Linked DNA regions of Homo sapiens: region 2 is linked to region 1. The links are chromatin contacts, found by Hi-C in ENCODE. All regions are on one chromosome and are shown on one strand. Each heading gives the region's core, a stretch centred on a gene start or an enhancer-like site at or near the end of the contact. The rest is flanking DNA. Distances are from core to core; before and after follow the strand shown. Region 1 holds the start of KRAS (KRAS proto-oncogene, GTPase). Region 2 has its middle 27 kb from the start of BHLHE41.

The links. A loop is a pair of places that touch in the nucleus more often than their neighbours do. Pooled maps may share reads with other maps.
Region 2: a map of PC-9 shows a loop between it and region 1 (2.5-fold over the local background). The contact joins the enhancer-like site here to the promoter of KRAS in region 1. A Hi-C loop is called at or near these places in 2 of 168 maps with a recorded cell type or tissue (PC-9 and gastrocnemius medialis) and 1 of 50 pooled maps.

The regions. Positions count from the first base shown.
Region 1 is chr12:25,248,430-25,255,798 of GRCh38, reverse strand. It overlaps KRAS (KRAS proto-oncogene, GTPase), which reads left to right and starts at 4,870. Exons shown (of 5, transcript NM_004985.5): 1 at 4,870-5,048. RefSeq lists silencers at 4,310-5,159, 5,220-5,269.
Region 2 is chr12:26,094,762-26,102,130 of GRCh38, reverse strand. No RefSeq gene overlaps it. Among named protein-coding and RNA genes, the nearest start is that of BHLHE41, 27 kb to the left of the region's middle. RefSeq lists a silencer at 4,936-5,005. Within about 2 kb of position 4,455, at least 3 of the 41 ENCODE cell types and tissues checked have a DNase peak (open chromatin) inside an H3K27ac peak, as active enhancers do.

The sequences.
Region 1 (7,369 bases), core at 3,621-6,120:
AAGCTGGGAAACAAAGTCATAGGGTCAGGATGGTGCCTGACTATGGATGCTCTCAAAAGCTAGGCACCAAGGATTTGGACTGGATTCAGCTGGATATAAGAAGTTATTACAGACTTGGAAGCAAGATTAAGTCTCCGGGAAGGGGAGACTTAACTGGGACCAGAGATCATTTTCCCCTATAATTTTAAAGGTACTTATCATCTTTAGGTACTCATTAGGTACTTAGCTTGTAACTCTTTCCACTGTTCAAATATATACCCAGTATGCATGTAGCCTATATGGAGCAGGCACAGAGTAAATGTTTGATGATGATAAAAGACATGCGGAAGAAAGGTTAATTTGGCAACATCATAAAACTGAATTGAGACAAAGAAAGCCAGGAGGTAGGAAAGTCAATGAAGAAGTTATTCCAGAAATGTAGCTGAGAAGGAAGGAATACAGAAGAGGCAGATATGGGAAAATACTCAGGAAGTATAATTAAAAGGAGCTGTGACTAATTTTAATAAGGACTGGGTTAAAAATTAAGTTTTCATGTCTAAATGTTCTGGAGGACCATGATGTCACTCAGGTAAGATGGAGGAATTGAGAGAGGGAATTCGTTAGAGGGAATAACATGGGGAATTTGGCTTTGGACAGGCATTTGCCATGATAACAGAATATTCATTTAGAAATGGTCCAGGAAATTGGTTTGATGAGAATGAAGTGCCTGTGAAGAGAGAGGACTGAAGCTTGTTATAATTTCATTCACTTCAGGAATATTTACAGAGGACCCAAATGTGCTAAGAACTATGAAAACATAGAATTAAAAGAAATGGGCCTGGAATAATTTACAACCTAGTAAAGCAGTTATGGGAAAACATATTTGCAAAAAAGGTATACAAAGTATAATGAAATAAGTGTCCAGTAAGGATAAAGTGCAGAGTAAGTGAATTAAGCAGCACCCATTCATGTGTTCAAATTCCTGCCAGAGTCAAAAGGTTGTGCTGAAGTAGAGTCCATGAAAGCATCGTAGATGGCTCCTCCTGCTCAAGTTCCCCTGCTCTGCGTCCTGCTACTCTGGCCACAACCGTCTGGACCCAGGGTTGACACACAAACAAACACAATAATCTTTTAGCCAGACATAAAGAAGGCCAGCCACCAATCAGGAAAATTGTGTCCCATAAAGGCCCTTCCTATTGAACAGTGAATGACAGACATGGCCAGATCTTCTCTCTTGGAATGCTTTGAATGTTAGTCACAGAGAGTGACCACTAGAAGCACAGATAGCAGTAGAAGCTAAGACTACATGAAAAAGCAGTGGACAGATGGTGATTTATGAGAATGGCAAAATTACTAGAGTCATAGGCAATGGATACTTGTTAATGAAGGGATGAGCAGGGCCCCACAGCCTGTTGCTGGCTCACAAGTGCAGTTGATTGCTGGACTGAACAGCAGCTCTCCGCCTGATGATAGGGTTTTTTAAAGTGTCCTTATTGCCTTAAAGTAAATCCTCAGCATTTGCAGTGCTCTGAGGGTGTCCTAGCATTTTATACCTTTTTTCTAAGAGCCCAGGTAACATAAGGGTACTCCTGTTGTTCTGGCTTTAATTCTATCTGCAGAAGAGGGTTTCTTGTGAAAGAAAGGGTCAGTATGGTCTTTTATCTGTACAGCAGATAAAAAGGGTATGTACGTGCACACCTTTGTACGTGGCTGCCTTCCCAGGACAGTCTGACAGTAGAGGGTAGAAACTTCAGTTGTAGCTGAGAGCAGGCCTGGAATCCCCATGCTTATACTTTTTATTTCCTCCCCCCTTTCCCATTGTGATCACAGGCTACTTCAGTGTGCTTGTCCTTGGAGAGAGCAAGGGAAGGGAGAGCCAGGGAGACTGTTCAAGGGAGCCACCAGGCTCGAGAAAGAGGAACCCCTGAAGACAGTAGAAAGTGCAGGTGCCAAGAATTTGAATATCTACATCAGAGTTTCTCAATGTGCACACAGTGAACTACCAGTTTAGGATCATTTGATTTGCTAAAAATGAAGATTACTGGTCTACCTTAGACCAACTGAATAAAATATCTGGGTGAGGGGCCTAGGAACTTGCATTTTTGGTAGGCATGGCAGGTGATTCCTAAAGCATTTACCCTTGAGACCTCTATGTTAAGGAAAGAAAGGTAATGTTGCAAGGAGGTGGTGCCGGCTTCTAAGAAAGTACCCAGGACTGAACGGCAGAAAGACCTGACATACCATATGTATAAATTGCTGTGGAAGTGAAAAGGAAAGAGAAAGTGTCTGAGGTAAAACTGGAGTGTGGGGTGCGTGGAACAAATGGTTGGATGCAGATTTGCTTTACGAATCATGAGCCTAGATGATAACTGAGACCATGTGGATGGATTAGGTTTCTGCTAATGCCAGAATTTTTATAATCAGCATAAAAGTGCTATATAAAGCTTTCCCCTCTTCTATATTATAGTCCTTTTAAGATGTATGGAACATCAACTATAGGAAGAACATCATATTCACAGCTGTAAGAGGAAACAAGAACTTATCATGCACTTGATGTTGTACAAAATAAATCTGTGATTTATGCTTGAGTGACCACAAAGTAGCATACACATAAGCGCAAATTCATTCATTTAAGAATTCCTTGTGTCTATTATGTACGAGATAAGTATCTCTGAGCTGCACGGAATGTGGCTTATCAGAAGGTGACCTAAGTTTCAAAGCAGATTTTGTTAAGATGAAGACAGAGATTGACAGGAGGTTTAAGACACTCTGTCTAAAGTAAAGATTTAGAGTCACAGAGTTCATGGATTAGGATTTAGAATCCACAGAGGGTCCACAGATTCACTCATTCAACATTCCATAAATATTTATTGAATGCCTTTTTGTGTCAGAGACTGTCTTAGGTGCTGGAAATTTAGCAGTAAATGAAACAGACCAAAACCCATGCCCTCATGGAGCTTACATTCTGATGGTAGAGAGACAAGAAAACAAAATAGATAGTGTATTATTGAAGGTGATGAGAGCTCTGGAGAAAAAGTAGGAAAAGAGACAGATCTGGGACAAGGGCGAAATTACAGTATCAAAGATGATCTTTTTAGGGAAGATCTCCTTTTAAAAACACTTTGGAACAAAGATTTAAATGAGGTGCCAGAGGGGTAGCAAGTGCATATTCCCTGAGGAAGACGCCTGCCTGGCATTTTCAAGGAACAGCCAGTAACCAATGTTTATCTACGTAAGTAAGGAAGGGAGAACAGTAGGATGAGAGTTCAGAGAAGAGGGTAGGGGATATCAAATAATTTAAGGCCATGTAGGATTTTTGAGAAGAATTTTGCTTTTATGTCAAGTGGAATGAGGGCCACTGATGATCTGGGAGTAGAGTGACTATGATCCGACATGAAGTATACTCCATTTTTTAACTATGTGAACTTGTGCCAACGTTTTAACCTCTAAATCTGTTTCGTCATTTGTAAAACGGTAAAAAGTATTTTACCTCATAAGGTTGTCGTGATGATTAAATAAGATGATACGATAAGTGCAAAAGATTTAGCTTGTACTTAACATAGAGTAGGCACATTTTCTCCCCTTCCCTGTCTTTCACTTTTCTCTTCTGCCCCTTCCACCTGGCGCTAGGAGGGGGAGACTGGAATAAACCTTGCAGATTACAGCCCGTGTAAGAGTAGAAAGGAAAGGATGACAGTTGATGTAAAGCCTTGGTTAACAGACATAATAGCTGGGATTTAAATTCAGCTTTATTGGTGGTTTATGATGTGGACTAGAGGAATGGAACTGAAAGTCTCGGAGGAGGGGCGATCCTATCAGGTACAGGCGCTGCTTTTCCAGCCCTCAATCCTCAAGACTCTCCCAAGATACATTTCTAGGTAGTTTATCAACACAGACTCCGGGTATGCTAGCATGTTTAATTGCCCCATTGTTTAATGTCTTAACTCCACGAACTTTAACTGATTAATCTGTCTTCTAATTAATGTTTGAATGACTCTCCTCAGGTCTAAACTACCAAGGCCATCTCTACTTAAAAACAGTTGTCTTTTGTTTGTGATTTCAGGGGCCCTGGGTATAAGCGAAGTCCCTGTTTAGAGACCTTGTGATGGGTTCAAAATATCAAGAAAGATAGCAAAATATCACAAGCCTCCTGACCCGAGAAGATTAGCGTTGAAAGGGTCTGTCGTGTTTGTTTGGGCCTGGGGCTAAATTCCCAGCCCAAGTGCTGAGGCTGATAATAATCGGGGCGGCGATCAGACAGCCCCGGTGTGGGAAATCGTCCGCCCGGTCTCCCTAAGTCCCCGAAGTCGCCTCCCACTTTTGGTGACTGCTTGTTTATTTACATGCAGTCAATGATAGTAAATGGATGCGCGCCAGTATAGGCCGACCCTGAGGGTGGCGGGGTGCTCTTCGCAGCTTCTCTGTGGAGACCGGTCAGCGGGGCGGCGTGGCCGCTCGCGGCGTCTCCCTGGTGGCATCCGCACAGCCCGCCGCGGTCCGGTCCCGCTCCGGGTCAGAATTGGCGGCTGCGGGGACAGCCTTGCGGCTAGGCAGGGGGCGGGCCGCCGCGTGGGTCCGGCAGTCCCTCCTCCCGCCAAGGCGCCGCCCAGACCCGCTCTCCAGCCGGCCCGGCTCGCCACCCTAGACCGCCCCAGCCACCCCTTCCTCCGCCGGCCCGGCCCCCGCTCCTCCCCCGCCGGCCCGGCCCGGCCCCCTCCTTCTCCCCGCCGGCGCTCGCTGCCTCCCCCTCTTCCCTCTTCCCACACCGCCCTCAGCCGCTCCCTCTCGTACGCCCGTCTGAAGAAGAATCGAGCGCGGAACGCATCGATAGCTCTGCCCTCTGCGGCCGCCCGGCCCCGAACTCATCGGTGTGCTCGGAGCTCGATTTTCCTAGGCGGCGGCCGCGGCGGCGGAGGCAGCAGCGGCGGCGGCAGTGGCGGCGGCGAAGGTGGCGGCGGCTCGGCCAGTACTCCCGGCCCCCGCCATTTCGGACTGGGAGCGAGCGCGGCGCAGGCACTGAAGGCGGCGGCGGGGCCAGAGGCTCAGCGGCTCCCAGGTGCGGGAGAGAGGTACGGAGCGGACCACCCCTCCTGGGCCCCTGCCCGGGTCCCGACCCTCTTTGCCGGCGCCGGGCGGGGCCGGCGGCGAGTGAATGAATTAGGGGTCCCCGGAGGGGCGGGTGGGGGGCGCGGGCGCGGGGTCGGGGCGGGCTGGGTGAGAGGGGTCTGCAGGGGGGAGGCGCGCGGACGCGGCGGCGCGGGGAGTGAGGAATGGGCGGTGCGGGGCTGAGGAGGGTGAGGCTGGAGGCGGTCGCCGCTGGTGCTGCTTCCTGGACGGGGAACCCCTTCCTTCCTCCTCCCCGAGAGCCGCGGCTGGAGGCTTCTGGGGAGAAACTCGGGCCGGGCCGGCTGCCCCTCGGAGCGGTGGGGTGCGGTGGAGGTTACTCCCGCGGCGCCCCGGCCTCCCCTCCCCCTCTCCCCGCTCCCGCACCTCTTGCCTCCCTTTCCAGCACTCGGCTGCCTCGGTCCAGCCTTCCCTGCTGCATTTGGCATCTCTAGGACGAAGGTATAAACTTCTCCCTCGAGCGCAGGCTGGACGGATAGTGGTCCTTTTCCGTGTGTAGGGGATGTGTGAGTAAGAGGGGAGGTCACGTTTTGGAAGAGCATAGGAAAGTGCTTAGAGACCACTGTTTGAGGTTATTGTGTTTGGAAAAAAATGCATCTGCCTCCGAGTTCCTGAATGCTCCCCTCCCCCATGTATGGGCTGTGACATTGCTGTGGCCACAAAGGAGGAGGTGGAGGTAGAGATGGTGGAAGAACAGGTGGCCAACACCCTACACGTAGAGCCTGTGACCTACAGTGAAAAGGAAAAAGTTAATCCCAGATGGTCTGTTTTGCTTGGTCAAGTTAAACCCGAAGAAAACCCGCAGAGCAGAAGCAAGGCTTTTTCCTTGCTAGTTGAGTGTAGACAGCAATAGCAAAAATAGTACTTGAAGTTTAATTTACCTGTTCTTGTCCTTTCCCCTATTTCTTATGTATTACCCTCATCCCCTCGTCTCTTTTATACTACCCTCATTTTGCAGATGTGTTCTACATCTCAAGAGTTATTACAGTACTCCAAAACAGCACTTACATGATTTTTTAAACTTACAGAGGAATTGTAGCAATCCACCAGCTAACCGCCTGAAATAGACTTAAACATGTGCATCTCCTTTTTTTTTTTTTTTTTGAGACACAGTCTCGCTCTGTTGCCCAGGCTGGAGTGCAATGGCGCGGTATCGGCTCACTGAAACCTCCGCCTCCTGGGTTCAAGCAATTCTCCTGCCTCAGCCTCCCGAGTAGCTGGGACTAGTAGGTGCACGCCACCATGCCCAGCTAATTTTTGTATTTTTAGTAGAGACAGAGTTTCATCATGTTGGTCAGGATGGTCTCCATCTGCTCTGTTGCCCAGGCTGGAGTGCAGTGGCGCCGTCTCGGCTCACTGCAACCTCTGCCTCCTGCATTCAAGCAATTCTCCTGCCTCAGCCTCCCGAATAACTGGGATTACAGGTGTCTGCTGCCATGCCCGGCTAATTTTTTGTATTTTTAGTAGAGACGGGGGTTTCACCATGTTGGTCAGGCTGGTCTAGAACTCCTGACCTCGTGATCTGCCCGCCTCGGCCTCCCACAGTGGCATGTGCATCTTATAGCTGAAGTCTAAGCCTTCTTAAATCTTGAGATCCATCAAAACAGACAGGTTTTCTAATTGTTATACAATGTATATGTTATGTTTATAATAGAAATCATTTTACAAATAAGTTATAAATGGGAAAGGTCTATTTGTAATTATCAGCTCAGAATTAACCATAAAACTGGTGTCACTGAAGTGACTGAGGTCCAAAATGCTGACTCTGCATGTTATAGACTACAGATATCAAATATGGTTGCTAACAATAGTTTACTTTGAGACTGTAGCCATCCACAGTATATTTGCTTTTAAGAGATGGTAGATGGTAATTCAGTTTTATGAAAAATAAAAATGAATTTTCTTCCATTACAAAATTGTTGGATTCGAGTCCAGTCCACTCCTTACTAGCTTTTCTAACTCTCGGTGAGGGATCCCCTCCCAGCCCATGATCTTCATTTGGTAAGACTCCTTTGGAACCCAGTTCTCTCTAGTGGATTTAAATGTGATTTGGTTTTAAAAATCTCATTCAAGGAATTTTTTTTTTTTCTGGAAACAACCACCGCATAAACAAGTAAACCGGAAGATACATGTGGCTCTGAATTCATATATATACACAAACTCTAATCCAATGTCTGTCCACAGTATTTCCTAGGCTAGTAAACTTTTTGGCCTTAACGACCCCTCTACCCTCTTTGTTTTTTTGAGAGAGAGAGTCTCACTCTGT
Region 2 (7,369 bases), core at 3,206-5,705, 850 kb before region 1:
CCTGGCTCTACCACCTAATTGCATAAACATGGGAAAACCACTTATACATCTTTTTGTCTGTTTCCTTATCTATAGAATGGGGATGGTGATAAGATAAGGTCCACCTTACAGCATGCTGGGGTTCTGAGCTCGTTGAATGTTAAAGTCCTAAACAAACATTAGTTGTAATTGGTTCCTAGAGGGCAATCTCATCGACAGCATGAAATCAGAAATGAGACAGCTTCGCTCATGAGTCTCACTCATCAGCTTTGTGACATTAAGCAACTTACTTCTCAAAATTTATGTTTCGTCATCTGTAAAGAGGATGATTTTAATGAGAGTAGCATCTCTGTAGGACAGTTACAAGCATTAAATGACATAATCTAAGACCTCCTGCATGTCTTTTTGGGGGAGTTCAGTGGTCATGCAATACACTATGGAGAGACTAGAAGGAAGGCAGACAGGTGCAGTTTCCATTTGGCATCATGGGTCAGCATGCCCCAGTGGCATCAGGGTTCTTTCTTTGGCTGCAGAGCTGCATTCCCATGCTATGCTAATAACCTCTGCAAAACACAGTCGACCTGATCTTCCTGCTCTTTCCAGATAATGTGACCAACCTTTAGCCACCACTTGCTCACTTACCCGATAGGTTGTAAAACCAGTTTTTTTGGCATCTTGCCACCTCATCAGTGCTCACCTGCATATTTTTTTTCTGGGTTAGAGGATCATGAGTTCTTGGGTTCGCTGTGGTCAGAGTCAATAGCTGTCTATCAGGAAGTTGCTTTATTAATGAGATAATTCAGAATTTCTTCCGGAACTTCAATCTGTTGCTGGGTAACAACCTGTACCTAAAATCTACACAGATCTTCAATTATCGCTTAGTTAGGAACATGCTAGGATTGCCCGGCTGTCAAACACTCTTAATTGCACTAGGACCGGTTAGTATCTCATGCATTTGGAGCACAAAAGCACTGAGCAAAGCATATGACTGTCTGGTCAAGTCAAGCCCGCCGTTCCAACATTAGGCAATTGTTTCCATGAACAGTTTTCACGCTTCTGATATGGAAAAGAGATATGATCATGGCTATTATTTGCTTTGTGTTTCTAATATGCTGAGCAGTGTTTTAAGCATATAACAACTGCTAATTCATTTAATTTATGAGGTAAATGTTATCATATAAAGAAACCTATGTGCTCAGAGGTTAAGCAACATGCTCCTAGTCATACAGCCACCCTTCACTAGGCTATTTTGCCTACTGTTATTTCAAAAGCTGGGGACAGGGGAAATAACATTAATTTGTTTCTCATAATGGCAGAAGACCGTTTCTTTCTGTTACTAAATTTACTATGAAGAATTTCATTGCAAATAGTTATGCAAGAGACCTTTTACAGCTATACTAATTTAACAGTGATGTAATCTTGATTCTAAAAAATATATATTTGGGTCAGAAAGAGTCTCACCATTTCCTTTATTGTATTTTCCCCCAATATGAAAATTGTTTTGTAAAGTTTTAGCATTTTTTCCCTTTCATATCTACTCTGATTGGCTTTCGGGACCAATACGAGTTACAAATTAGATGCTTCCAAAATATCTAGTTGAACATTTCACTCAGTCAATTGTTTTGTTGCCTAATGTAATATCCATTTGTTCCCCCAGAGAGAGATTTTCTTCAGTGTAGCAATGATTTTGGTGCTTTTCAGACACGATCAATTTAATAGCAAAATGCCTTACACCTCACAGGTACATAGTAATACTTAACAAATGAAATAATGAATGAGTTAATATGAACTTTTGACAATCCTATATTTATATCCACATCACATAGGAATGCTCAGCTTACAACTGTCTTTTAAAGAACATTATTAATCAGAATAAAACTTACTTCATGGGCCTAGCTACTAATAATTTCTTATTACTGACCATTTCCTTCTTTTAAGTGGTAGGATGGATAGGAAAGAGGGAGGAATAGTGAGGAATTCACAAATGAAAGAGAGACCCTTAGAATCTTGGTTCTCAAGCTTATGAGAACTAAAGGTCCCCTTTTATAACAAATATTTTCTTATGCTCCTTTACTAGCTTAAAATGAAATTTATAGAAAATATAGTCTGTAATGCACATTAATTTTAAAAAATATAACTATCATATATCAATAATATTATTAAAATAATGTAATGCCTTAACTTTGATATAAAGGAGAAATAAAAGAAATTATATATATAATTATATATAATAATATATAAATATATATATATTTAAGTATGGAAAGGCACAGATGGTAGCTATGCTACAAAATGTAATGAAGTAGTCAGGTGCTTATACTGTTAATATATTGATGCCAATATATTACCTTCAAGTTGACTCTTCTTTTCATATTTGACATTTTGAATAAAGAATAAAAAGTATATTTAAATGTATACTTAGAACCACCTTGAATCAAGAGCTACAAACACAGATTGTTATCAGTTTATTCTATTGGTGACTCAGTTCCAGAAGTTAAGATGCTCCTGTGAAATGAACTTCAAAGATGGTTAACAAACCTGGGTAAAGTTCTGAGTTAAATAAAGCATAATCTCTCCTCAACTCAACTGGTAGTTGTATTCTTGGAACACTCAATTTTATTAAAATGATGCTAGGGCTGTGAATGGTGGCCTGCATCTGTAATTCCAGCACTTTGGGAGGCTGAGGTGGGAGATTGCTTAAGCCCAGGAGATCAAGGCTGCAGTGTGCCATGATCTTGCCACTGCACTCCAGCCTGGGCATGAGATCTTGTCTCTAAAAACAAAAAGAGAGGAAAAAAAACCATGCTAAAAACAATTTATGCTTATATGTAAAACAGATAGGGCATTAAACATTGTGAGAGATAGGACAATAATTTTTCATTGTCAAGGGTTGACCTATGCTCTGTAATATGTTTAACATCCCTGGCTCTCTCACGCATATTTTTAAAAATTAACATTATTTTAATTGACAAATGATAATTTTATACATTTATGGGGTACAATGTGATGTTTTGATATAGGTATACAATGTGGAATGATTAAAACAGGCTAATTAACATATCAATTACCTCACTTACCATTTTTTGTTGGGAGATATTCTAAATTTATTCTCTTAGCTACTTTGAAATATACGTTATTATTAACCATATCACCCTGATATGCAATAGATCTCGAAAGATTATTACTTCTGTCTAACTGAAACTTTGTGCCCTTTGACCAACATCTCCCCATACCCTCTCACTCCTTCTCCCTTAGCCTTTGGTAGCCCCCACTTTACTTGTATGAGTTCGACTTTTTTAGATTCTACATGTCAGTGAGATCATGTGGTATTTGCCTTTCTGTGCCTGGCTTATCTCACTTAGTATAATGTCCTCCATGTTCATTCATGTTGTCACAAATGGCAGAATTTCCTTCTTTTTTAAGGCTGAATAGTATTTCCCTGTGTCTATGTACCACGTTTCTTTATCCACTCATCTGTCGATGAACGCTTAGGTTGCTTCCGTAGTTTGGCATTCACATTCTTGTGAATAATGCTGCAGTGAACATGGGAATGCAGATATCTCTTTTGCATGTTGATTTCAACACTTTTGAATACATACCCAGAGGTGGGATTGCTTGATCATATGGTAGTTCTATTTTTAGTTTTATGAGGACCCCCATACCATTTTCCATAATGGCTGTACTAATTTACATTCTCACTAACAGTGTAAAGGGTTCCCTTTTCTCCACATCCTTGCTAACATGTGTTATCTTTTGTATGTGATGTAGTATCTCATTGTGGCTTTAATTTGCATTTTCCTAATGATGAGTGCTGTTGAGCATTTTTTTCATGAACTTATTGGCCATTTGTGTGTCATCTTTTGAGAAATGTCTGTTCAGGTTCTTGGCCCATTGGTAAACTTCTTTGTTTGTTTTCTTGCTACCGTTTTTCCACCATCTTAAAAGGAAGTAGTTCCTGTAATCACTGAGACCACCAAAAACACCCCTGCAAAATTTCAAATACTATCTAGTAGATGGAACTGTCTCAATTGAGAACCACCACCCTGAAGGTTTATAGTAAGCTGGGATAAAAAGAACTTCTTTATGAAATATTGCCAGAGAATTTGGAATTCACAATAGTGGTTTCTTAGCATGTTATTTAATGGGACTTTCAATCTACATTTTCATTAAATTTGTATTTGGAAAATTGTGTTGGAACAAATGAATGCTATATTGCAAACTATATTTGAGCCAACTCAGTTGTAGGACAATGCTATTCTTATTTTAGCACAAACTGAATAACTCTCCACATCTTTGCAAATATACCCATCTTCACACATTCTGGTTTTTTTTTTTTTAAATAAAGTCTGGACTTCTGGATTCTTGTTCATAGTTAGGACAACCTGATTCTTTAATAATTCAAGCCAAGCTGAGTGAGTGTGGATTTGTAAAGACTGAGTAATCCCTTGACTCAGCAGTTTCCCTCTAAAATCTGTACTCTTCATGAATTACAAAATTAACACTTGGTATCACTCGATAGCTTAGTGTTCTCAGTGCAATGAGTTGTTCCTTTTGATCAAATCCATAGTAGATAAAAATTACCAATTACTACTAGGCTGTACAGAGAAACTAAGTTTAAAAAGATCTTTCAGACCATGTTACTTTGTCACTTCAGAAATGAGCCATGGAGTGTGAGCAGATAAAATATGTTCAATTGCTATTTCTTTATTGGCAAAGAAACACCTTAAATCTTCAGAACGAGCGGCCCATTCTCTTTCAGAAACACTGCAGCAAAGCAAATTAATATAAAGATAAAAAGAAAACTTCTTTAGTAATGTGTTTTCCTTCATTTTTTCAGGATCTCTTCAAGTAAGGATTCACCTAAGGCGCAGCTTTGGAGCCCTGGAAGGTGGCTGGACGGTAGCTGCTGCCCCCTAGTGTAAGACTCGTTGTTACTGCAGACATTGGATTCTTGAAATAACCAGGGACTCTCCCTACCCCCAGGGCCAAGTGAATGGGAAGTAAATTAATGTGCTTTGTTTAAATGATAGAGGTAATTGAGAAAGTTATAGTATATTATTCTTTCAGAATGAATAGTTAGAACACTTTTTGCTGACTCCCTGCAGAAATAGTCGTTTAATGTTTTTCTGTCATTGCTTCAAGTTTAATTTTCTCATCATTTTCTGCTTTTCTCACCTACAAGGTGGCTACAAAATTTGCAGGACCCAGCACTAAATGAAAAATGTGATGCCCTTTGTTCAACAAACAGGAAAAAATGCCACTAAAGGTACTAAAATACCTTTTCTTTTCTTCCATAGTCTCTCTCCTGACTAGTTATGGGGTTTTAAAATTTGCCATTTAATGCCAAATGGAAAATTGGCATTAAATGCCATTAAATGCCAAAGAAAAATGGAAAATTTTCATGATTAGCATAAATGTTACCATTTATCTTTATGATGTGTCCTTTAAGCACAAATATAAGAGCAAATGTAACTTCCATTATGTACAAATATACCTTGTGCTTTTGTATTACCAAAATTACACAATTTGAATTTTGTAGCTCACACATGCATGTATATTTGATTCTTACCAAAATAGTGAAAATGCTGGACAAAACTACTTTGTTTTTATGTCACTTCTTGATTCGTGCATATTCAACCAACACTGTCTGCCTTTGGTGTGCTGATGAGTAAGGAAGGACTGAAACGTAAAGGGACTCTGGGTTGCCCTATCTTTTGCTTTCCTTTCTTGTCAAAATTTTCAGCCTAAGTGCTGGCTGAAGAAGAAAGGATGTGATATAATTTCTGAGAATGCCATTATTTTTATCTGTGTTAGAAGCAAGTTGTGGTTCAAAAGGAAAGAGTGGCCTCTCAGTGTTCTCTCTTGCTCAGCTATAGATATAACACGCCTCCTTTATGAACTTTGAGTCTTGCACTGTGGGCCCCCTGGAATTCTGTGCTCTGGGACACTATGAATTCTGTATGCAGGTGAGGAGGGAAAGCATAGTACGTAGGCATGTTGCATGCATCTCTTCTGCTCACACATGCTCCATTGTCCTATCAGGATTCACTTACAAAACACAAGTTCAAAAATAAAATTGTTAAGCATTTCATGATGCTGAGAGCAGAGCAGTGAACTAAGCACAGGGCCTTTCTGAGTTCTATGCCCTGTACAACCATGCAGGTTACATACCCATGAAGTTGGCCCTAACTTGAATCAATTTCACAAAAGTACAGCCAAAATTAGTTTTTGCTTGTTTGGGCTTCCATTAACTCCCAATAGGAATGTATAATTCAGGCTCTTTGGAAGAATGTGGAGGAACTTTTAGTGAACTGGTCAGCAGTTACTCTCAGGCAGGAACAGCTGAAATGGGATTCTGATGGTAGAACCATGTGCTTGTTTCCTGGCCTCATAGCACCTTGACTTGCACACTGTTTTGAGTTTAGAGCCATCATTTTGAGGTGGGGATAAAGATTATTAATGTGGTTATTATAAGATGTTTTCTATATCTAATGAGATATGTTTTAAATGACTAAAATACTGAAGGATATTTGCTATAAAGAAACCTGCATAAATATGTGACTTCTGAAGCAAAATCAAGTTCACATTTAAAACTCAGTAGTACTTAAGCATAGACAAGTACTAGGATTTCTTCAGCTCAACTTTTCAAAAAGTGTGACTGTGCTTGCTAGGAGGAGTCATTTTAAATTGAAAATTTATAATTTACGAAAGATTCGGTAAAAATGCACTTGTTCTATGAGTACCAGCCTTGGGGAATGTGCTGAGTGAGCATGGGAAGAGGAAGTCCAAAGGTAGAAGGCAAAGTTCCTGCTTTCCAGGACCCACCTGGTTTGGAAGATCAGGACAGTATCTCTGAAATAATAATAATAATAATAATAATAATAATAATAATAATAATAATACAGTAGAAAATCCAATTTAAATTTTTTACTAGGCTGATAGTAAAATTTCATTTTACTCCATTTAGACAACAATCTTTTAAACACATATCTCAGCTCCCTCCCTGTGCCTTCTCAAATGGTATACTGAACTTCGTTTGGTCTTTGCTTGATGACTGATTGACATTAGCCTATTAGAATTTTTAAATGATTTCTCTTCTCCTCCCTTCTTTGTCCTCCTTCTCTGTGGTTAATTTTATGTGCCAGTTTACTGGATTACGGGTACCCAAATATAGGCTACATGTGATTTCTGGGAATGTCTGTAGGGTGTGTCTAGGTAAGGTTAGCATTTGGATGGGCTGAGTAGAGTAGTTTGTCCTCCCTCTGTGGGCAGGCATTATCCAATCTGTTGAGGGCCTGAATAGAACAAAAAGACAGAGAAAGGGAGAATTCGTGCTATCTGCTTGACCACTTAAGCTGAGACATTGGTTTTCTCCTGTCTTCAAACTGGG